Regions from separate parts of the Homo sapiens genome. Here regions 2 and 3 are each linked to region 1. The links are chromatin loops, found by intact Hi-C in ENCODE. Cell type or tissue: PC-9. All regions are shown on one strand.

What was found. Peaks named below come from ENCODE experiments on the same cell type or tissue, not always from the same donor. Only the 100,000 strongest peaks of a DNase experiment are listed, where the experiment ranks them.
Region 2: it touches region 1 in a loop (4-fold over the local background); 2 of 110 quality-filtered maps call a loop at or near these places.
Region 3: it touches region 1 in a loop (6-fold over the local background); 14 of 110 quality-filtered maps call a loop at or near these places.

What each region holds. Positions count from the first base shown.
Region 1 is chr20:59,946,060-59,954,059 of GRCh38, forward strand. FAM217B (family with sequence similarity 217 member B) reads left to right here. Exons shown (of 4, transcript NM_022106.3): 4 at 1-2,621. Among named protein-coding and RNA genes, the nearest start is that of CDH26, 8.4 kb to the right of the region's middle. In PC-9, CTCF peaks have their summits at 3,239 (motif pointing right) and 3,439; DNase peaks (open chromatin) are centred at 2,386, 3,262 and 3,972; H3K27ac peaks cover 1,071 bases.
Region 2 is chr20:59,595,278-59,603,277 of GRCh38, forward strand. It overlaps a transcript of PHACTR3 not described here. Among named protein-coding and RNA genes, the nearest start is that of PHACTR3, 5.3 kb to the right of the region's middle. In PC-9, CTCF peaks have their summits at 3,571 (motif pointing right) and 3,772; no DNase peak of the experiment used is centred here; H3K27me3 peaks cover 7,735 bases.
Region 3 is chr20:59,779,455-59,787,454 of GRCh38, forward strand. The region is part of intron 7 of PHACTR3 (phosphatase and actin regulator 3); the gene reads left to right. Among named protein-coding and RNA genes, the nearest start is that of SYCP2, 150 kb to the right of the region's middle. In PC-9, CTCF peaks have their summits at 3,790 (motif pointing right) and 3,992; a DNase peak (open chromatin) is centred at 3,794.

The sequences.
Region 1 (8,000 bases):
TTAGTCAAAAATAATGATCTGTTTCAGTTTGCAAGAGCAGGATTTTATTATTTTGCTTGGGGTGAGGGGCGGGAGAGTGGAATATGAGTAAGGTTGCTGAATGAATTCTAAACTCGCTTATCTGGTCTTCAGGCTTCCCAACTCTCTCCAAGCCTTCTTATTTCACTGCAGTTAAATAACATCTTCTTGTTCCTATAGTTGTGCTGTGAGTTTTCTGTTCATATTTGCGCAGTGTATTTTAATACGGCCCATGTCATTATAGTTGATTTTATCCCTTTAAACAATTACTGTATTTGTTTTTGACGTAGAGGTTTCAATTTTTTCACCTTGGGGGCAAATGAAAAACTTGGCATTTTTCATTTGGGAACATATAATAGCTTGTAAACTTTTCAGACAGCAGTAAATGTCTGAAAAAATATCAAAAACAGCATAAAGACAAGATTATGTAGCTCTAATTATACGTATATAATTATAAAAAACAATGTGCAAGGGTTATATTTTAAGGTCTTTTAAAATCTGATTTTGATCATACCAAATGACATAATATTTTTTATGGTAGCCTTTTACTTTCAAGACTTAATTTTCAGACTTGTACAAGTTCCTTCTTACATTCTTTCCCTCTCACACCATCCTACTGGAGAAAGCATACTTTTATGCTAAGATCTTACTTTAAGCTTTTTATGTGAACAAAAGATGTACATATAGTAAGTATTACTTCCGTAGTCCTCAAATTTACTATAACTTTTGTACTTAGTATATGTTTTATATTTGGAAAACAGCACTACGCTTAGTTTTCCTGTAGTTCCTGAGTGATGTCTGTGTGTTCCTTGCCTGCCCTTTTTTGTGAGCACAGATTAGTCTGTTATCCATGGCTGGCACTTCACTTATGATCCTTTCTCTGCTAGATTTTTATGCAGCTCTCTATGAAGTTTCATGGCCCATAGATATTCAAAAGCAAGATATTCTATACATATGTGTATATGTATATATACTCCTTATGTTAATACTAAAGTGTTTATGCTGAGTTGCTGCCTTTCCCCGTCATGTATCCATGTGCATGCTCTTAGAGACCTTGAATGGTTGAGGGTAAAGTGATTTATTAGTAATTCTACTTGCCTTGTGTATGTCTGAGCTGAAAACAATCGTGATTAAGAAATTTAGAGGTGGCTGGGCGTGGTGGCTCACGCCTGTAATCCCAGCACTTTGGGAGGCCGAGGCAGGCGGATCACCTGAGGTCGGGAGTTCAAGACCAGCCTGACCAACATGGAGAAACCCTGTCTCCACTAAAAATACAAAATTAGCCGGGTGTGGTGGTGCATGCCTGTAATCCCAGCTACTCGGAAGTTTGAGACGAGAATCTCTTGAACCCGGGAGGCGGAGGTTGTGGTGAGCCAAGATCGTGCCATTGCACTCCAGCCTGGGCAACAAGAGGGAAACTCCGTTTCAAAAAAAAAAGAAAAAGAAAGAAATTGAGAAGTAACGCCTCATAATATTTGTTCCCAGCTTTTTAAATTGAAGCTGGTTGCATAATCTGGGGAATAGTCATAATTTCATGTGTTATACAGTTTAAAAAGCCTGCAAAAGTGACTTTGCTTGTTTACTTTCTGCCTCAGATTGACTATTTTAACCAATATTGTCACGACTAGATCATAGCTCCTAGTGAATAACATGAGGTGTTTTAAAGTTAGGTCTATTACAGAATTAACATAAGCACAATTTTAATTTTATGATATCTGATATGCCTATCTAATACATCTTAATGCATTAAATGCTGCAGATAAGAATCTTGCTATTTTTCAAGTAGACAACATTAGAAAGTTGAATCATGAACTCATTCAATTCATCAAGTCAAAAGCACTGAGTGTTTTGCTAGTCTAGTGACATGGGTTATTGTATTTCCGAGAAGTGCCTCTCATTTCTGGGGAGTTGTTTACATATACCCTGCATTTAAACCAATTAAAACAATCCAAGTTTCTTTAAAAAAAAAAAGAAAAAGAAAAAGAAAAAGAAAAATATTTTAGGCTTAGAATTATCTAATGGAAAAAATGTAAAAAAGTACAAAAATGAACTAAAAGTATATCAGTATTTGCAGTATTTGCTGTGATTACTTAGGTTTAGACTTTCTCAACTTCTTAGATGACTAAATGGGCTGAAGACTTGTAACTAACTTGAATAGGATAGACTTCATACCCTGTGACAAAAAGGATGGGGAAGAGAATATCATTGGTCTTGCCATATACCTCCTAGCTAAAAGGAAAATGGTTTGTAGTTGTTCTTGGGCCTACTGTGTTGCTTTTCAGAAGGACATAAGACTTTCTACTTTATCTGATATGGATATCGTCTACTTCCTCATTCCTTTATGCTCACTTATGGAGTAGTTACATAGAAATATAACTCTTGGTGGTACTGTATTTTAAGGTAATTCAGAAGCAGTATGTATTATTTATGTACATGTACAGGACACCATTCAAAATGGCTTGAAAATATTCAGCATGTTTGTTATTTGCTGTTATATTGTATGTTTAGTTTTGTATGTGATAAACAGAATTGATGTAAGTTTTTGTGGACTTGAATTTCTCCTTCCTTGAGATCAATTAAACAGCAGAAAAATATTGTCTGGATTTTTCTGGTATTGTTTTGTTTTGCTTTTCATGCAGTTCTCTTCTGAAGCTTGCCTTTATTTTCTCCCTGGTTATTTAAAGGAATTGCCCAGGATGAAATGCTGTTACAACTCCTGTCTTAACACTAAGCGACATGGGTGGCCAAAGCACAGGTTAACATTACCGGATATATCAGAGAAGCATTGCAGTACATTTCTTGAGTCGCTCTTCCACTTACTACTCCATGTTGAGGATTAATTAGGGTAGCAGGATGCAAATTCAGTAAGCATAAATTAAGGTAACCTGTGATGTAATGAACTTGCACCTTTATGTACATATCCGGAAACGAGTACCATCTCTTTCAAGGAAGTGGCCTGGTTAGGAGATAGCAGTTTTGAGCAGCTCCAGCTGCAAACATTCTCAAAAGCCCTTTGCTCTTCTTTCTAACTTCACTCTGACAATAGGGTGCATTCTTTTGAGTCTACCAAATTGTGGCAGTAATGTTCAGTGGCTTAAAAAGTAAGTTTTTGGATATGTTTTGAAAATTAACCACGCTGGAGGTTTAAAATCTTTTTTTTTTTTTTTTTTGTACAGGAAATGTATTATTTTGGGCTGTTGCTGTTTTATTATCCACAAGGTGGCGACCAAACCCTTTCAGATAGCAGTGAATTTGGCCTGTGAGTACCTTCTAGTCAAATAAAAAGGTTTTTACTGGAATCAAAAAGAAATGGAGAGAAAAAGACTTTTTGACTTCAGGCCCAAAGCATGTTCTTTATTTAACTTCACTCTGCCATCAGAGAATACAGTGGTTTATCATATGCAGTTAGGTGCTGTGGAGGATTCTCTTTGATTCATTGAACAGTCTCACATCATAAAACACTGTATCCAGCATAGAATCGTCCTCAATGAAGTAACATAAATCATCAATTTATAAAAATCTTCACAGAGATCCCTGTTTCATAAAATGCAATTTGAATATTTTTGTCTTCAGCAATTTAATGTATAAGGAATTACTGTAATAATACTGGAAAATATATATGGAATTAAAAATGGAATAGTCATAAATAATTGCCCTAGCTTAAATGAGATTTTAGAGCAAACAAATAACACATATTTAACTTTAGATTACATTAAGCGAGGACAATTTCATGTGAGCTCCTCCCTAGACCTACTGAGTCAAAGTCTGCATTTTAACAAAATCCTTGGCACATTAAAGTTTGAGAAATCTGCTTTCCTGGTACTTAAGTCTGCAAGTTTGAGTGACTACCTTTATGGTGGGTGAGTAGCTGGTAGGCCCTCTCCCCCTCAAGCAAGCCATTTGCTTATCTAGCCCTATTTTCTCCGTAGTTTAAAGGCACTGGGCTGGCTGCTTACCTAACAGGTTGCCTAAATGAATGATTCACGGCCTCTGATAAAATCTGCTCCACAAGTGAATGCTAAGGAGTTGAAGTTTATTTATTTATTTTTTTCAATAGCTTTTAGGGTACAAGCGGTTTTTTGTTACATGGATAAATTATATAGAGATGAATTCTGAGATGTTAGTGCACCTGTCACCCGAGTAGTGTACATTGTACGTCATGTGCAGTTTTTTATCGCCAGCCTCCCTCCCAACTTTCCCCTACTGAGTCTCTAAAGTCCATATGTCACTCTGTATGCCCTTGCATATTCATAGCTTAGCTCCCACTTCTAAGTGAAAACATAAAGATTTGGGTTTACCACTCCTATGTTACTTCAGTTAGAATAATGAGGTCAGGAGTTCGAGACAAGCCTGGCCAACAAGGCGAAACCCTGTCTCTACCAAAAGTGCAAAAATTAGCCAGGCATGGTAGCATGCGCCTGTAATCCCAGCTACCCAGGAGGCTGAGGCAGGAGAATCCTGGAACCCGGGATGCAGAGGCTGCAGTGAGCTGAGATCGTGCCACTGCACTCCAGCCTGGGTGACAGAGCAAGACTCTGTCTCAAATAATAATAATAATAATAATAATGACCTCCAGCTCCATCCAAGGTTTTGCAAAAGACATTGTTTAGCTCCCTTTAATGGCTGAGTAGTATTCCACAGTATACTATATATATGTGCGTGTGTGAGTGTGTGTACATATATATCACATTTTCTTTATCCACTCAGTTGATGGGCACTTAGGTTGGTTCCACATCTTTACAATTGCGAATTGTGCTGCTATAAATATACGTGTGCAAGTGTCTTTTTCATATAATGACTTCTTTTTCCTTTGGGTATGTGTTAGTCTGTTCTCATGCTGCTATAAAGAAATACCCAAGCCTGGGTAATTTATAAAGAAAAGAGGTTTAACTGACTCACAGTTCCACATGACTGAGGAGGCCTCAGGAACCTTACAATCATGGCGGAGGGCACCGCTTCACAGGGCGGCAGGAGGGAGAATGAGAGCTGAGTGAAGGGGGAAGCCCCTTATAAAACCATCAGATCTCAGGAGAACTCACTCACTATCAGGAGAACAGCATGCGAACCACCCCCATGATCTAATCACCTCCCAAGAGGTCCCTCCCATGACATGTGGGGATTATGGGGACTATAATTCAAGATGAGATTTGGCTGGGGGCACAGCCAAACTGTACCAGGGCAGATACCCAATAGTGGGATTGCTGGATCAAATGGTAGATCTACTTTTAGCTCCTTAAGGAATCTCCATATGTTTTCCATAGAGGTTGTACTGATTTACATTCCCATCCGCAGTGTACAAGCATTCTTTTTTCCCCACATCCATGTCAATATCTATTGTTTCTTGAGTTTTTAATAATGGTCAGTTTTACAGAATTAAGGTGGTATCTCACTGTGGTTTTAGTTTGCATTTCCCTGATGATTGGTGATGTTCAGCACTTTTTTCACGTTTTTCTTGGCCATTTGTGTATCTTCTTTTGAGAACTGTCTACTCATGTCCTTTGCCTACTTCTTAATGAGATTACTTAGTTTTTTCTTGCTGATTTGTTTGTGTTACTTGTAGATTCTACATACTATTCCTTTTGTCAGATGTGTAGTTTGCAAATATTTCCTCCCATTCTGGGGTTGTCTGTTTACTCTGCTGATTATTTCTTTTGCTGTGCAGAAGCTTTTTAGTTCAATTAGGTTCCATTTATTTATTTTTATTTTTGTTGCATTTGCTTTTTGGGTCTTAGTCATGAATTCTTTGCCTAAGCCAGCGTCTAGAAGAATTTTTCCAATGTTGTCTTCTAGAATTTTTATTGTTTCAGGAAACTGGCAAGCCACATGTAAAGGAACGAAACTGGATCCCTATCTGTCACCTTATACAAAAACCAACTCAGGATGGATCAAAGACTTAAAATATAAGCGTTCGGGCTTCTTAGATCACCTAACCACCTCATCTGATTTTCCTTACATTCAGACTCCTAGATTTTCAAACTCCAGGTGTGGAACACTCACTCGACTTCCCTTGTCTCTTTCCTTTCACTCACTTGGTCATTTTGTCCAGGATTAGAAGAGTGTTCACCATCTGTCAGCAAGCTTTTCCTCTAAACCCATCTCTTGAGATACTCTGCCTAAATAAAGCAAGGAGAAAGAAAAGGAAGTCTTTGCTTTTCTCGCGTGGTGTTTTCAGTTTTCTAAATGCTGGAATGAAATGCTTTTTATTTGTAGAATTTATATAATATTGAAATAGCTTAACAAGTTTAATTGAAGATGTTCTGATTTTTTAAAGTATATATGTTCACCTTAACAGAACAGTTTTTGATGCAGGAAGATAAAAACAGCTGTTTAAATCTTCCCCTTTACTTTCCTTTCCTTCATTTTCTCCTTTCCTAAAGAAGCATAAACAATTTATGTCAGGGGTGTCCATTCTTTTGGCTTCCCTGGGCCATACTGGAAGAATAATTGTCTTGGGCCACACATAAAGTACACTAACACTAACAATAGCTGTTAAGCTAAAACAAAAAATGCAAAAAAAATTATAATGTTTTAAGAAATTTTATGAATTTATGTTGGGCCGCTTTCAAAGCTGTCCTGGGCCACAGGTTGAACAAGCTTGATTTACAAACATAAATGATAGAAGAAAGAGCATGGCGATTCATACCACTAGTATGATTAGCATTGGAATATACTTGCAAAAAGTGAAAATGCCTTCAATAAGTTATATCTGGCAGCGTTTTTGTTTGTTTTTCTAATTGCATATCTGCAACTACATATTAGTTAAAAAAATTGGGGCAAGAGATTAAAATCTCTCCAAGATAATTTTCTGGCCAGCTCTTAGTGGCTGACAAGATACCAAAACCTAAGTTTCAGTATGCACGCTCAAATCAACCCATGTGATTAGTAATCAGAATTGAAAAAATTCTTAGTCCTTGAAAAAAATCCAGAAACACAAATGATGGATTATTTTATTCTAATATGAAATCTAATGAACTTCAGCTCTTAATATATGTGACAAGATATTGGGGTACAACTAGAGATACACTATCAGGTATTGGGTAAAACTACACTTAATAATGATGAATGCATCATGAGGGCATCCCCGCCTGGCTTGGGCTTCTGCTTGGACAGTGGTCTGGCTGGTCAGGCCCCATGCCCAGCTGAAAGGAAGAGAACCGAGGTGGACAGCAGGACTGAGGGAAGATGACAAACACACTGGACTCTACCTGCATTTGGCATTTCCCATATGGATCAAGTAAACAACAGAGAAGTAAAGTGCTGATGGAGTTTTCCTTGATGGAGTCAAATTCACCTTCTGGTTTTTTCCCAATATTGCATTATAAATTTTTTCAGGCCAGGCACGGTGGCTTACACCTGTAATCCCAGCACTTTGGGAGGCCGAGACAGGTGGATCACCTCAGGTCAGGGGTTTGAGACCAGCCTGGCCAACATGGTGAAACCCCATCTCTACCAAAAATACAAAAATTAACTGGGCATGATGGCACATGCCTGTAATCCCAGCTACTCAGGAGGCTGAGGCAGGAGAATCGCTTGAACCCGGAAGGCAAAGGTTGCAGTGAGCCGAGATTATGCCATTGCACTCCAGCCTAGGTGACAGAGTGAGATTCTGTCTCAAAAAAAAAAAAAAAAAATCAAACATATACGAAAGTGGAAAGAGCTTCACAGTGAATACCCGCATGCTTACTCTCATAACCAGACAGTTGCCACCTGGCTGTGTCTACTCTGTCCATCCGTCTAGCCACCTAGCAGTCCCAGCTGTGGCCTATTCCAGGCATCAGTATCCTTCCAGCTTCTGCCTGCCATGCTCACCCTCCAGGGCCTCCACTGTGGGTAGCTGTTTTATACTATATATATATATATATATATATATATATATATATATATATATATATATATATATATATAGAGAGAGAGAGAGAGAGAGAGAGAGAGAGAGAGAGAGAGAGAGAGAGAGAGAGAGAGAAAGAGACAGAGTTTCACTC
Region 2 (8,000 bases), 350 kb before region 1:
TGGTGAAACCCCATCTCTACTAAAAAATACAAAACTTAGCCCGGCATGGTGGTGCACGCCTGTAGTCCCGGCGAATCGGGCGGTTGAGGCAGGAGAATGGCTTGAACCTGGGAGGCAGAGGTTGCAGTGAGCCGAGATTGCGCCACTGCACTCCAGCCTCTCAAAATAAAAACAAAAATAGTAAATAAATAAATAATTTGTTAATGTGAATTTTGTGTCCCAGAATGTGGTCTATCCTGGTGAATATTTCATGTGAGCTTGAGAAGAATGGGTATTCTACTGTTGTTGGAGGAAGTGGTTTATAGATGTCTGTTACATCCAGTTGATTGATGGTGCTGTTGAGTTCAACTCTGTCGTTACTGATTTTCTGCTTGATGGGTCTGTTCGTTTCTGATAGACGGGTATTGCGGTCACCAACTTTAATCATGCATTCATCCATTTTTTTCTTTGAAGTTCTGTCAATTTTTACCTCATGTATTTTGACGTCTGTCATTAGGTGTGTACGCGTTAAGGATTATTATGTCTTTTTGGAGAATTGACTCCTTTATCGTTATGTAATGCCCTTTGTTGTCCCTGGTAGCTTCTCTTGCTCTGAAGTCTGCTCTGCCTTTCTTCTTTACTTTTATTTTTTTACTCTTAATTGTAAGATACCTGTTGAAAAGTGCACATACCATAAACGTTCATCTTGATGAATTTTCACCAAGTGAACACACCTCTGTAGGCAGAACGCAGTTCAAGAAGCAGAATATAACCTGGATCCCAAAGCCGCCTCGTGTCCTCTCTTAACAAAACCCCTCCTCCATGGGTAGCTATTCTCTGCAGTCTAACATCATCAAGTAGTGTTGTCTGGTTTTTATTTTTCTTTGTTTTCTTTTTTCGGACAGAGCTCACTCTGTTGCCCAGGCTGGAGTGCAGTGGCATGATCTTGGATCACTGCAACCTCCACCTCCTAGATTCAAGCGATTCTCCTGGCTCAGTCTCCCAAGTAAATTACTACAGGCACACAGCATCATGCCTGGCTAATTTTTGTGTGTGTATATTTTTAGTAGAGACAGGCTTTCACCATGTTGACCAGGCTGGTCTTGAACTTCGGACCTCAAGAGATCTGTCCACCTTGGCCTCCCAGAGTGCTGGGTTTATAGGCATGAGCCACCATGCCTGGCCCTGGTACTGAACCTTCTGTAAATGGAATAAGATAGAACACAGTCTTCTTTAACAGAATATTGTGATACCTACCCAGGTTTTTGTCTGGTTAATTTCACTGTTGTATGGTATTTCATTTTGTGAATGTAGCTCAATTTAATGCCTGCTCAAATTCTTAGGTTAAAAATTTCAAAAACATTTTATTGTCTGATAACTATCTTTGATTTGGATGAGTTATTCTGCGTGTAACACCTCTGGACATTGGCATGCATAGCTTGTGTGTCTGCTCAGCAAATTCCTCTGTGTCCTTCCAAGCTCTGCTCAGCAGGGCGGTGGTGTATTTTTGCATCTGTTTTGTGTACTGCTGGATTGCCAGTGCCTGGTGCATAGCAGGTACTCAACAAATATAGGTCACGTGCAGGCACCAGTGAAAGGCCATTTCCTGGAGCTTCCCTGAGCTTCCCAGCCTGGCCAGTGGCTTCATACACTACTACCTCTCCATGCTGTGATGGTGTTGGACACGGCTTACCCCCTCACCATGCAGACTGGGCCAAGCCATCCCGTGCCTGACAGCACACAGGACAGGGCCTGGCATGGAGTCAGTGTTTGGTGCATGTTTGTTGAGCAAATGTCTGCTTTGTAAGCCGGGGTTGCTGGTAGAGATTTTGGTGGGTTGGGGAGGCCAGAGGGATGAGCTGGAGCTGGTATTATGGAAAGAATGTAGGAGCCCTTTTCTGTCCTGTTGGTAACCCTTGTTAGATACCCTGTCTGAGCCTCAACTTCATTGTTTGTAAGAAAGAGGATGATTATTCCAACCTCACAAGATTATAAATCAATGCATGTGAGGTCCTTGGTAAGCTCTAGGCTCTATAAAAGTGCTGTCAGCATTAATCTTGTTACCTCCTCCTCTTCCTTTCATACTTCCTCCTCCTTTATCATCATCATCAAGTCAGTGACTTTTCGGGGGACCCAACAAAAGCATGAGGTTCCTGCCTGTGTGAGTTGGGGTATATATGATGCAATAACAGCCTGAGCTCTGGAGCTGAGGACATGGGATCCAGTCCTGGCTTTGCAGGTTTGTGACCTGGGGCAAGTACTTAAGAACTTTGCCTCTCATTTTCCTCATTGGCTAAATGGGAAAATCACAGTTCTACCTGATTTGGGTAGTTTCAGCCTTAGCCATGGCAATCATTGTAAAGTTTTTAGAACAATGGCTGGCACATGGTAAGAGCTAAGTGTTAAGTAAATGAAAACCCTACTATCAGAGGCCTATGCCAGCAGGATGTTTGGTCCCTTTATAAGAGATCAGGAGGGAGACAGGTGCAAGGTCTTTCTCTGCTGTTAGCGTTTCATCCTCCTGTGTGTTGCTGCAGGGTCACAGGCTGGCTGCTGCTGTTCCAGGCCCCACAGGCACTCCAGAGCAGGAAGCAGGAATGCAGTCAGGACTGCAAACTGCACCTGCAATGGTGACAAATGCTTTTTCTGTAAGTGGCTCTCTCTGTCTATCAGCAATCTTTCCCAGAGGCCCCAGAAGCCTGTTCCTCTCCTTTCATTAGCTAGAGTCGGAGCATGCAGTATCTGTCACTGTGTGGGGGGACCCAGGATGGAGGAAAAGTCACCTGGAGGTCTATAGCTTTGTGCTGACAACATACAAGATGGGTCAGTGGCCCATGACACAAGAGTGCAGGGGCCAGTGGGGCTGCTTTCTGCCTTCCCTGTCGAAAGCCTCCCTGCCCCGGGTTGTGTTTCTCTGCTCTGGGTTCTGTCTTCTATCTCTGCTGCCTCATAGATAGGCCCCTCTCCCAGTCACCTGGATGTGCTGGGGGCACGGAAGGAGAATATCAAAGGGCAGGTGGTCTCTCTCAAGGAACTTTTTGTTCTGCTAATGGTGAAAGCGTATTGAGGGCTTCTGTGTGCTGTGTCAAATGCCCACACCCTGTAAGGTAGGTTATCTTCTTCTCACTTACACACGGAGGCTCAGCGGGGCCACACAGTCAGAAAATGTTGGGACCTGATCTTGTGCCTGGGTCTGTGGCTCCTGCCCTAGACAGCTTGAGTGGACTTGACCCCAAGGAGGGCTAGGCATATCTCCAGGAAGCCATGGGATGCCCACACCACATTTTTTCAGGGCGACTCTAGCTACCAGTGCCTTTCAGGGCAGAGGCCATGAATGGTGAAATCAGGGATTTGGTTCTGGAAGAGCTGGGTGTGTTGTTTTTAAAAAGCCTTGGTTGGCATTGCATTGAGCACCACTCTGGGTAGTCTCTGGTCACAGCTCTAGGTAGAGAGTCCCTCAGGGATGTGGTCAAAGGTGCAGGAAGTGAAGTTCAAGGCTACGTCGTCAAGCCAGGTCCAAGGACCATTCCCACCCGCCACTACTTCAGGTGTTGTTTTTCCAGGTGACCAGCAGAGGGCGCGGCTGCCCACCTGACGAACCTGGCCTGTGTCAGAGTGGTGGTTTTGCCTTCATCTTTCCTTGGGTCCTGGAACTCCCACACTGGTGTTTTGCCTTCTTGTTTCTCTTTAGATGGTTCCCTATGAGTTTAGCCTGAGATCGTGGCTTGAGCAGTTCTTCTTAAGCATTTGAAGTTTGCTGAATGAGTTATTTTTACATTAAGCATGAAGAAGAGTTCCCTGGAGCCCCAGAGAAGAAACTAGATTGTCCTGGGGGACTGAGGCAGCAGAGGGAGCATGAGCCCCTCAGTCCCACAAAGCCCGGAGCCAGCTTGGCCGTGGGGAGGCTGAGCCTTCACTCCTGGAGCAGGGCAGTTGCCTGGCTAGGCTCCGCCGTGCACATTCATTCATTTATTCATCAATGGATATGTATGTACTGGGAGACTACGACCTCCCAGGCACATTCTTGGGTGAACAAACACAACAAAAATCCCCGTGCCTGTGAAGCCGACATTGCCACCATCCAGGTCCTTGGCCCATCAGCTCCCCAGGGAACTTCAAGGCTCCCAGGGCCTTAGGAGAGCAGTTGGTAGCATAAGAAGACGGCGGAATTGAGCTAACCGTCTAAGTGCCCGCAAGAAGTAGCCTCAGGCCAGTGGTTGGTTTCAGTTTACAACCCCATTGTGATGGGCAGCAGACTCTTCCACATCACCCCAAAGGCTGCTTGTCAAACGGGGCTCCTCCTCTTTGCTGCCTCCTCCCTCCCTGATCTGATCCTCCCCACCCAGGAGATAGCATCACACCCACCCTGTTGTCAGTATCAGATTTGCTGGTAACCTCAATTCTACCCCCCTCATAAATAGTTAACTAGAAAACAAAACAAAACAAAACAAAACAAACCCTGGAGGTATCCTTGACTTCTCTCTCTAGTCCCCCGTAGCTCATCCATCACAAACCTGTGGGAGCCACCTTCAGAGAACACCGAGTCCAGCCTGCTGGGTGCCTCTGCCTATTCCTGCTGGGCCAGGCTGCTGCTACCACTCACCAGGATGATTTCCAGCCTCCTGGTCCATCCTGCTGCTTCCTCCCTTGCCCCACATGTCCCTTCTCTGACAGCAGCCAGAAGGATGCTCTGGAGACCCACCACTGCCTCAGTGGCTTTCCACCATCCTTGGAACAAAATCAGGCTCTTCCTGAGGTCCATGAGATGTTGCATGGTCTGGGTCATCCCCTCTTTGTGGCTGCAGATCCTTGCTCTGGCCTCTTTGCAGGGACTTCAGGGCTCCATGCTGCTCCCACCTCATGGTCTTCGCTCAGGCTGTTCCCTCTGCCCGGGGCGCCCTTCCTCCCTTGCATGTCCAGTTGGCTTCCATTTGCCCTTGCACTTCCAGAGCATCACTTCTTCAAACCAGGCTCCCTCTCTGCTCCAGATGAGGCATGCTGCACTCTGTACTCATTGAAATTAATTGATCCTTTGATTCATATTAGTCAATCTTGTCTTCTGTGCTAGACCTCAAGCTCCACAAAGCCAATGTGCAATCATGTCTCATTCATGGTGGTATTCCTGGCAAAGTGACTGTTTGGGCACAGAATAGATTCTTAGGAAATATTGGATGGTTGGATGCATCCATTGGTCTGTACCTGCTTTAAGAATGAGACCAACTTGGGAGGTGTGTGGGGGTGGAATTGGTCTTGGGGTACCATTCCTCACCACTCCCTAATGAGCAGGGGTGCCTCATACATGCGCTGTGTGTTGGAGGGGTTCTGCCATCCCTGAGCCACCTTTGCAGTGATGTGCTCCCTGGCTGCCCCTGGGCAGAGGAAACTGCCTTTGCCTTTGCGGTTTTGTGAGTTTTGAAAGGGACTTGGGCAATTTGGACTGACTCTGTCCCATCTTTGTGGTTCTTCAGGGAGCAGTGTTGGGTTATCGGGGCTGCCCTGAGTCAGGAAATGGCTTTGGGTTTTCGGATCAAGGAGATCAAGGGGCAGAAGGGGGGTCCTTCGATGAGCTTCTATCTGATCTAGAATCTGGGTGGAGACAGGGAGGGTTTCAGTGTTGATTATGCCCACCAGGGCAAGAGGCAGAACCCAATCCTCCAAATTCAAAGCTCAGCCTAGTGCCTCTACATGCTTTTTTTTTTTTTTTAAAGCTTTATTGAAAGAATTTACATATCATTAAGTTCACGCATTTAAAGTATAAAATTCAGTGGTTTTTAGTATATTTACAGAGTTATGAAACCATCACCATAATCTAATTTTAGAACATTAAGAACATTTCTAGAACTCAAAAAAGAAACGGTACCCATTAGCAGTCAGCCCCTCTCTTCTCCCACTCCCCATCCTCGGCGTCCACAGATCTGCTTTCTGATTGGATGGACATTGCATATAACTGGGTTCATGTGGCACGTGGCCTTCTGCCACTGGCTTCTTTTACTTGCATAATGTTTTCCAGGTTCATCTGCATGTGATTGTGGCACATGTCAGTACGTCCCTCCTTTTCATGGCTGCATATTATCCTACAGTTAGGATGGACCACATTTTATTTACCCATTTATCAGTCCATGGACATTTAGGTTGTTCGTAATTTTTTGGCCATTATGAAGCTTTGTTCATTCCAATAGGGTTTCTGCAATGGCCTTCCAAATCCACCCCTTGCCAGGGATCTTGTTCAGGAGGGACAATTGGTGACTTTCACAAAAACCTGTTGTGGGCCCTCAAGGCTGGAAACCCTCCTCCAAACAGGTGCCTTTCACACACCTTGGGGACCAGATCCTCACAGGGCTCAAGCCAGTCATGGTCTGGAGATGACCGACTTTGAAGTCCAAAGTCTCTCCGGCAGGCAATTTACCCGGAGACCTTATTATCTTCTATTGGTCAGTAGAGGTGGGATTGCTAACTTTTTTTAAATTTAAAACTATTTTTAGTATGGAACATCTCAAAGCCAAAGAATAATATAAGGAAAAGCTCCAGCTCTACCTACCTTTAACAAACCACAGTGCTTTGCTAAAATATATACTTCTAAGAAATAAAACTTGGTTGCATCTCATCTTCTGCTTCCCCACTCCATGTGGGCTCCTGAGCTCAAATGCCAAGTCTTATCCTTTTATATGTTTTTAACCCTCATCCATACACAGTTTGGTGGAGTAGGTGAATGGGTGCTGCTGTGTAGACCATCTGAAGGGACTAGGGATAATTTTTGGTGGTGCACGGACAAGGCAGGAACATTGGCTTAGATAGAAAGTTCCTTCCATTCTTTGTCCTTATGGTAACATTAAGGAGGATGTCTCTATTCGGTGCCTGCCTGGCTGAACTCCTCTCTCACCCTTGGGCCCTTTTTAACCACACAGGAGACAGCTCAGGCCAAGAGTGGACTCAGGTATTGAGTTAGTGCCGTGGTCCCCCCCACCAATGCCAGCCAGCGAGGCTGTGCTCCATCAGTCCTATTGAAGGCTTCCTTTAACATGCATGTCGGCCCGGTGTGGAGGTGCACACTGTACTCCCAAGTACTAGGAAGGCTGAGGTGGGATGATTGTTTGAGCCCAGGAGTTTGAGGCTGTAGTGCACTATGATTGCCCCCGTGAATAGCCACTGCACTCCAGCCTGGAAAACAGAGCAAAACTCTTTCAAAAAAAAAAAAAAAAGAGAGAGAGAGAGAAAAGAAAAAATATGTTTAAGTGCAAAGAGTTGATTTAAAGACAAATCTTAAGGGATGGAAGGATAGGTTTTAAATAGGGAAGGCTAAAAATCATAGGGATGGTTGGCAAATGACAGACAGCTGGAGACCTCTGGTGTGATCTTTCTCCTCCCCCCCACCTATAGCCAGTCTCTGGGCTCTATCCCTTCCTGCCCATCCCCACCATTTCTGCACCTGCCGTGGCTGGGTCAGCTGCAGGCTTCCTTCCAATGGAACTGAACTGTCTCAGGTGTTCACTCACCCAGACTCGGAAGGGGCCCAAGGCATGGTTGGGGGCAAGGATTCAGAAACCTTCCCATGGGGCCAGTACTCAGTGTGTCAGGACAGCCCCTGGGGACTTGGAGTGGGAGGTGTTGAAGACCCACTTGGAGAGACCCTGGGCCAAGAGCATTGGCTGTGGCCCAGCTCTTCCACGTGCTGGCTTGTAACCTGGGCAAGAGTGCTCACCTCTTGAAGTTGCCTTCATCTCAAAAGTGGAGACCACAGTAGCTCTCACCTACCAGGGCAGTTGTAGGAAGGAATGAGGTCCCCATGCAAAATGCTCAGTCCAAGGCTGGCAGGCCACTTCACCATCCAGCCAGCACATTTTTATGTGGATAAAACGTATCTATTCCTAGCAGTTTCCCACCAGTTTCCTCTTTGTTTCCTGATCTTAATTGCCAACTGTAATTAAATGATTATTTGGGCATCTTATTAGTGTGTTGGTGACCATTCTCGGCTTCACCCTCCCCCTTTCCCGGAAGACTCAAGGAGTTGGGGCGTCTCTGTG
Region 3 (8,000 bases), 170 kb before region 1:
TGCAGTGTGTTGAGTTCAAACCCCATTCCCACTGTCTCGCCTGATACATTGTTTTCACATCTCCATGGGGTGAAAGCAGAAAGCACCAGGCAGCAAATTAATCAATTATTAATCGCAACAACTACTATTTTATTCATTTATTCATTTATTCTCCCTCTCTCCCTCTCTTTCCCCTGTTGAGGGAGGTTTGGCAGACGTTGTCTTATCCCATGTGAAAAAGAAAATTTTTGTTATCAAACGTTTTTGTGAACTTCAGTTCTCTATTAGAATGGAGAATGCATCTGCATGAGAATTTAATTTTTGGAAATGGTGGAGGCCCTATGCCCACATGCACATGCGTGCCCACACACACAGGCTTGCACATGGGGTGCCTTCGTGGGTATGCCTGGTCAGCGGTGGGTGAGCAGGGCCTTGCGCTCATTCTCCAGTCATCAAAAGCGAATTTTATGAGAAACAGTCTTTGTGTTGTCACTGCCCCAAGATTTAAGTTTTAAAACCTGTCAAGAAAAAGATGTTTGTGTTTTGTCTTTTCTCTGTGCTGAACCCAAGAGTCATGACCACACCTGTCTGGTTTTTCACAGTGTCCCAGCTCTGGGCGCAGTAGAAACACGTGATGAGGGGGAGCGAGGGACTGAGGGGCTGCTATGGGAATCCGGGCTGCAAGGGAAGAACCTACTGATGGAAGGAAGCTGACTTCTCCAGAGCCCCCCAGCTGCCTGTGCTGCTGCTCCTCCTGCAGACAGCTTCTCCCAGGTGCTCATGACAGCAAGGCTGCAGGCTAGGACTCACCACTGTGTCTCACCTGGGCCCATGTAAGGACAGCACAGGCCCTCCACTTCATCCATGCTGTAGTCTTAGTCCCTTTGAGCTGTCATAACAAAATCCCTAGACTGGGTGTCTTATAAACAACAGAAATTCATTCCTCACAGTTCCAGAGACAGGGAAGTCCAAGATCAAGGTTCTGACACGTGGGGTTTGGCAAGGCCCCACTTTCTCATAGGTGGTGCCTTCTATGTGTCCTCACATGGCAGAAGGGGCCACAGAGCTCTCTAAGGCCCCTTTCCTAAGGGTACCAATCCCATTGGTGAGGGTTCCACCTAATGATCTAATCACCTTCCAAGACCCTACCCCCCGAATACCATCACATTGGGGTTAGGCTTCAACATAGGAATTTTGGGGGACACAAACATCTGGCCCCTGGCATTGGGAATGTCACAGGGAGGGCTGTCTGTGCAGCTGGGTGGGCCTCCGTCTCTGGGGCTTACTCTGCGTAGAGAGACTTGCTGCAGGATTTGACCACCCCACGTGCCTCGACATGTTTCTTTCTAGCTCTGTGACCTTGGAAAAGTTTCTTAACCTCTCTGTGCTTCAGTTCTATCCCTTGTAAATGGGGGTGACAAGAAAGTTCTTATGAAGGTCAACAGGGGTGCTCACCGAAGTATAGCTTTGTCTCATTGTGCTCAGTGAGCGTTCTGGTTGCCGTGGTAATCAGCACTGTCACCCTCATCATCACTGTGGTTAAGGAGCATATAGGAACAAGGAAGCACTGGGCATCCACCGCTCATCAAAATACTGCCTCACAGGCATGAAGCAAAGTTTAGCTCCCAGTTTGTCAATGTTCCGTAGCTGATTTGTGCTATTCCTCATTCCTCGGCCAATTCATCAGTGAGAGTGTTGATGTCCCTGCCGCTGCATAGGTACATCTGTTCTCCATCCAGACATGCAGTTACATGTGTTTGTGTAACTGGCTGTGGTTTTGCTTGCCTGCTTAGCAAGGGACAAGGGCAAGGGGAATTAATCACCGGGGTCTATGTGCCAGGACAGGCTGGCGGGGACCTTTGGGTTGGTCAGGAGAAACAAGCCTCAAGAAGGCCTCTCGATGGCACCTGCCATGAGCCACCCGTCCCAGACCAGGTTGGGTAACCCACGGCGCCCAGCCTCAGATTACTCTGCCCATTGGGATGACCCTGGGCAGGTGGTGGCACATCTGGGCCCTGGCTGCCTTTCGGTAGCTCACAGGTGATGTCAGTGACCCCCTTGTCAGGTTGTCCTGGGGGCGGATGAGACAACGCTCATGGAGGGCCTGGCCTGTGTGGGCACATGGCGCTCACGTGGTAGCCCTGCTGCCAAGGTTTTCTGAGGGTGTGTCCCAGCGGCAAAAGAAAAAAATCTGATATTTGTACATTATTTATTTATAAACTATACATTAGGGGTACCATGCTAATATACTGTGTACTTTATAAAATATACATGCAAGATAGTAATAAAAGGTGACCCGAGAGAGTGACTATGTACATATTAATATGTTCTAGCACAGCCTGCCCCACTGTGTCCTAGGAGTAAGGCCCTAGGAAGTATATTTCAGCAAGCACAGGGGGGTTCTAGTGCTGGTGCAGGAGTGAAAGAGTAAATCCTAGCCCCCACAATCCCATGAGTCAATTCCAGTCAGCTAGGCGGTACAAGAGTAAAGGGACATACGGGATTTCCCGGCTTTATAGATTTTTTTTAAAGCTTCTTAAGACACACCCTTGCTATGTATTCAGCAAGTACTATATGTCCCAATCTAGGCCTCAAGGATTCTAAGGAGAAACTAGACACAGTCTCCAACCCTCTAGGAGCTCATGACTGACCTTAAAAGCTGATGTTCACCATAAACTCAACAACGCAAAAGAGGGCTGGGTCGGGAGTTGAAAGGTGTATTAGTCCGTTTTCACACTGCTGATAAAAACATACCTGAGACTGGGTAATTTATAAGGAAAAAGAGGTGGTTGTTTTTTTCATTTTGTTTTGCTTTGTTTTTTGTTTTGTTTTTTCTAAGACAGAGTCTTGCTCTGTTGCCCAGGCTGGAGTATCGTGGCACGATCTTGGCTCACTGCAACCTCCACCTCCGGAGTTCAAACAATTCTCCTGCCCCAGCCTCCCAAGTAGCTGGGATTACAGGTGCATACCACCATGCCTGGCTAATTTTTGTATTTTTAGTAGAGGCAGAGTTTCACCATGTTGGCCAGGCTGGTCTGGAACTCCTGACCTCAGGTGATCCACCCACCTCGGCCTCTCAAAGTGCTGGGATTACAGGTGTGAGCCACCACACCCAGCCAGAAAAAGAGGTTTAATGGACTTACAGTTGCACCTGCCTGGGGAGGCCTCACAATCATGGTGGCAGGCAAGAGAGAATGAGAACCACGCAAAAGGAGTTTTCCCTCATAAAACCACCAGATCTCATGAGACTTATTCACTACCACGAGAAAAGTATGGGGGAAACCACCCCCATGATTCAATTATCTCCCATTGGGTCCCTCCCACAACACTTGGGAATTATGGGAGCTACAATTCAAGATGAGATTTGGGTGGGGACACAGCCAAACCATATCAAAATCCTAAGACAAATGTGTGACGCCAAGAATGTGGTGACACGGGCATTTGATGACATGGAGAACGTTACACGGAGAGAGGCAACACTCAGGCAGTTCCTGGTACTGTCTAAATGTAAAGAAAGCCTTCTTTGCAGGCTCCGGGATCCTTTCCCCAGTAGACATACTTGTAAAAAGTGAATGCTAACGTGTTATTTGAATGCCATTTTAAGTGTGGGGAGGGTGTACTGAAAGGCTTCGTGCAGTGTATGCTTCTGTAAAGTGAAGAGCCACCTGCAGCGAGTGAGGACTCCCCCACAGTCGTCTCCATGGTGACTTCACAGAACAGCAGGCAGCCCCTGCCTTTTCTTGAAAGTTGGGGCTAGAGATTTGAAAGGCTGTGGAAACCCAGCCACTCCCTGCACTGACACCAGATGGCGCTGGAGATGCTCGCTGGGATGCAGGATGCTTGTGAGAACCTGGTCTCAGGACGACCTGGTGGGCGTCTTGCAGCGGAGGCAGGTCTGGCCCAGGGTGGTTCTGGCTGAGCACCAAGCAGCAGAGCTCTCAGAGTGGGAACGCACAGCCCCAGTGACAATCAGCTGAAACAGGGCTGCCCCCCGCCCCGCCCCACCCCGGCCCTTTTTTTTGTTTGAGCTATTATTTCCCATCAAGTACCTTGATAAGCACTTTTCATGCATTTTATTGCCTAAGTCCCTTGACAAGGTGATAAGACAGCTGCTATTACCGCTTTTTTTGTTTGTTTGTTTGTTAACAGTAGAGGAAAATGAGGCAAAGAGAGGGGATGAAACTTGCCCATTTTGAATCCAGGGCTTTCCAGCTCCACAGCACATGACTGTAGCCTACTGTTCGTCCAATGCGTAAGCACATCATAGGTGCCAGGCACTGCCCTGGGTGCTGTGGACACAGTGATACAAGCCAGGGTCCCAGCCCGCAGGTGCCTGCAGCAAGGGGGAGGCAGGAGCCCCCAGGAGGTGATTTCAAGATTGGGGCATGAGCACCAGATGGACACAGGCAAAGAGTACTCTGTGATTTGTGCATCTGAAAGCAGCTGTTCTGGGCCAGCCGTGTGCTCTTAAAAGCATTGGTAGGAACTGTATCCGTCTCCCTGGGGCCTGGGCCTCTGCACTTTGCAGGCTCCGCAAGGGTGAAGGTCAATCTTGTGTGTCCTCTTGGCTGAGCTGTTCCACCCAGCTATTGAAATGCTAGTCTGCATGTTGCTGTGAAGGTATTTTGTAGATGTGGTTGTCACCTGCAGTCGGTGACTTTAAGGGGCTTTGAGTGGCCCTCTCCAGTCAGTTAAAGGTTTGAGAATAAATTGGAGTTTCCCAGAGAAGAGGAAATCTTGCCTCAAGACTGCGGAATCCACTCCAGCCGCTGGCCTGCCCTCCAAATCCAGGACTGTACAGCCCCCGCAATCGCATGAGTCAATTCCTTAAAATAAATGTCTTAAAACACACACATATGCACATATATGTGTGTGTGTGGATGTATATATATATATATGTGTATATATAGAATGTGTATGTACAAACATGTATGTGTATGCATATGTATATGTGTGTGTGGTGTGTGTCTATCCCATTGCTTCTGTGTCTCTGGAGAGCCCTGACCCAAACACCAGGTGACTCTCAAGAGCTGCCAGGGTGGAGAACCAAAGCTTTAAAATGAGGAGTCCTGGTCATCAAGGTAAAGGCTTTCCACATAGGGACAGCTTGAGCCTGGGCGTGGAGATGAGACGCGTGAGGTGCACAGGGTAGCGTGGTTGTTGCATAGCCCAGTGTGAGACCTAGGGACTGGCCAGGGAGAGAGACCTTTATTCACCCTGTAAAGAAAGCTGGAATTCAAAAGACACCAAAGTGTGAAGCCTCTGAGGGTTGTCCCAAGTCACTCACCTCCTGGCTATGTGGCCTTGGGCTACACTGTGGGACGTTGTCATCTGCAAAATAGGAAAACTAAATCCTAGCACCTGCCTTATAGGGCTGCGGGGAGATGACATGGGAAACGCATTCAAAGGCTGCCTCTGGGCCTGGCATACCGCAAGGGCTCATTCAATCTTGGCTGCTCTTGCTGCCACTGGTGGGAAGCAGTGTGGGATCTCCTGCAGCTGAACTGATCTTTCTGGAGTGCAGACCTGATGCCGTCTGTCATGATTCAAGCCTTGGAAAGGGCCCCAGGACTTTCCGAGGGTGGGAGGGTGGGCTCCAGAGAAAAGACAGGGAGGGGCCATGAGGAGGCTCAGGCAGGAGGGGATGGGGTCTGCAGGGAGTGTCAGAGTCAGCTCCAGCTGCCGTAACAGGATACCACAGAGTGGATGCCTGAAACGACAGACGTTTGTTTTCTTACCATTCTGGAGGCTGAAAGTCCAAGAACAAGGTGATTTCCAGTGAGGCCTCTCTCTGTGTCTTTATAGGGCCGTTCCCCTGTGTGCTGGTTGGTGAGAGTGGGTGATGAGTACTCTGGCCTCTGTTTCCTCTACAGGGACACCAGTTCCATCAGATCAGGGCCCCGCTCTTGCAACCTCCTTTAACCTTAGTTACCTCCTTACAGGCCCTACCCACAAATACAGTCACATTGTGGGTCAAAGCTTCAACTTGTGAATTCTGGGGCAGAGCGGTGGTACACAGGTGAATCATAATGTGGGAGACTGAGGCAGAGAGGAGAAACTGGCAGGAGCTGGGGAGTGGGGATGGTGCTGCTGGACTCCATTCTTGCAGCTGTGGGCCCCTGGCTGCAAGAGAAAGCGCAGAGGGGAGGAAGCGGGAGATGATTCGCCAGCGACCTGAGTTGACTAGAGAGGGGCCCTGCCCAGCTCCACGCTGACAGGGACCATATAGTCAGTCAAGAGCGTTTATTGAGCACCTCCTGCATGCACTGTGAGGAAAGCCAAGTCACATCCACAGAGGAAGGCCGTGGTCAGCAGCACCAGCATCTGTCCAGTGGGTGTGTCCCTGGCATGTTGCACCAGCACAGCGTGTGAGGTCCGATCCTTAAAGCTGCTTCATTTTGTTTTCCAGCAGCCCTCTGCATCCCCTGCTTCTGCATCCCCTACTTCATTTTGTTTTCCAACGGCCCTCTGCATCCCCTGCTTCTGGTTTTCCAACGGCCCTCTGCCTCCCCTGCATCCCCAGGTAGCACTAGACTTTTCTGTTTATTTGCAGGTAGTGAACTGCCACTGAGTCTGAGTCGTAAACACTGTTTGGATTCAGAGGTCAGAATATCCTTCCCCTGTGATGCTCAAACTTCTGAGTCAGTTCGGTGTTTTGCCAGCTCCCTCCTCAACTGAGCCCCTCTGTGGCAGGAGGCCTGGGGCTGGGATCCTCCCCTTTGCCCTGCTCATTCCCCAGCTTCTGCGTGTGTGCCCCCAGGGAGTGCAGGCTAGCCTGGTGTCTGGGGGCCTTGGCTGGGCTCTGAGCTCTGTGTGGCCATTCAGTTTGCCCACTTGGGTCCCAGTCTGTGGGGCTGGCACCTGCTGGAGGTTCAATTTCCCTTCAAAAAAGGTCATGGTGATCCCTCTGAGAATTACTTTGAGAACCTGACAACTCAATGATGTGAGATTGCCTACTCCAAGGCCCTTCTGTGGGGGACAGCGAGGGCTGCTGTGGCCTCCTGCTCCTCTCTCTTTAAGATGAGCAGGTCCATCCACAGCAGCCCAGGGAGCAGCCCTGGGGGCAGAGCCATCAAGGACCTGGTGGAGCCATCCTGAAACTTCAACAGGTCAGGGTGGCCATTGTGCGCGGCATGGCACTTAGCACAGCTGAGCAGTTAAAGGGGTATATGGAGGGCCCTCTGTGCAGTTGACAGGTGTCTGTGGAGCACTCTCTGTGCCATTGACGGGTGTCCATGGAGCGCTGTCTGTGCAGCTGACAGGTCTCCACAGAGCACTCTCTGTGCAGTTGACGGGTGTCCATGGAGCTCTTTCTGTGCAGTTGACAGATGTCCGTGGAGCTCTCTCTGTGCAGTTGACAGGTGTTTACAGAAGTCTTTTTCTGTGCAGTTGACGGGTGTCCATGGAGCGCTCTCTGTGTAGTTAACAGGTATTTACAGAAGTCTCTTTCTGTGCTGCTTGTAGAAGTCCTCAACAATGGTGATCTTCACTAATCACTATTTTTTTTTCAGGAAGTATGCAGGACTTTTGCAATCCAACGTGCGTGTGTTATTTTAAATTTCATGGCTATGGTGGCAGTGGTGTCAGAGTAAGGGAAATCATGCAGAGTGGAAGCAAGAGGAAACCCTGTCACTTGTGCCCTATTCTGTTGCAAAACCATGTCCCAGTGCTGGCCTAGACACACGGGGTAGGAAAATAGACACCACGTTTTTGTAGGAAGATTGGAGAATAGTGGTCTCCTTGCACTTGACCTGCTGTGAAGAGTTGATGTTAACTTCTTGGTGAGTATGTAAATTACATCCATGGGCACAGGCGTTCTCGCAGAGGATGCCCCATCCAGGCCTGTGATGCAACTGCAGTGCCCTGGCAAGTGCACTGGCTTCCGGGGCTGGGCTGGGGAGGGCACTGAGCTGAGATCCAGAGGAGGAGCAGAGGTGGGAGGGTCTCACAGGCTCAGAAGCTCCAGGGTGGAAGGAAGCCCAGCCTTTGAGGGACGAAAGGGAAGAAGACAGGCAGAGATC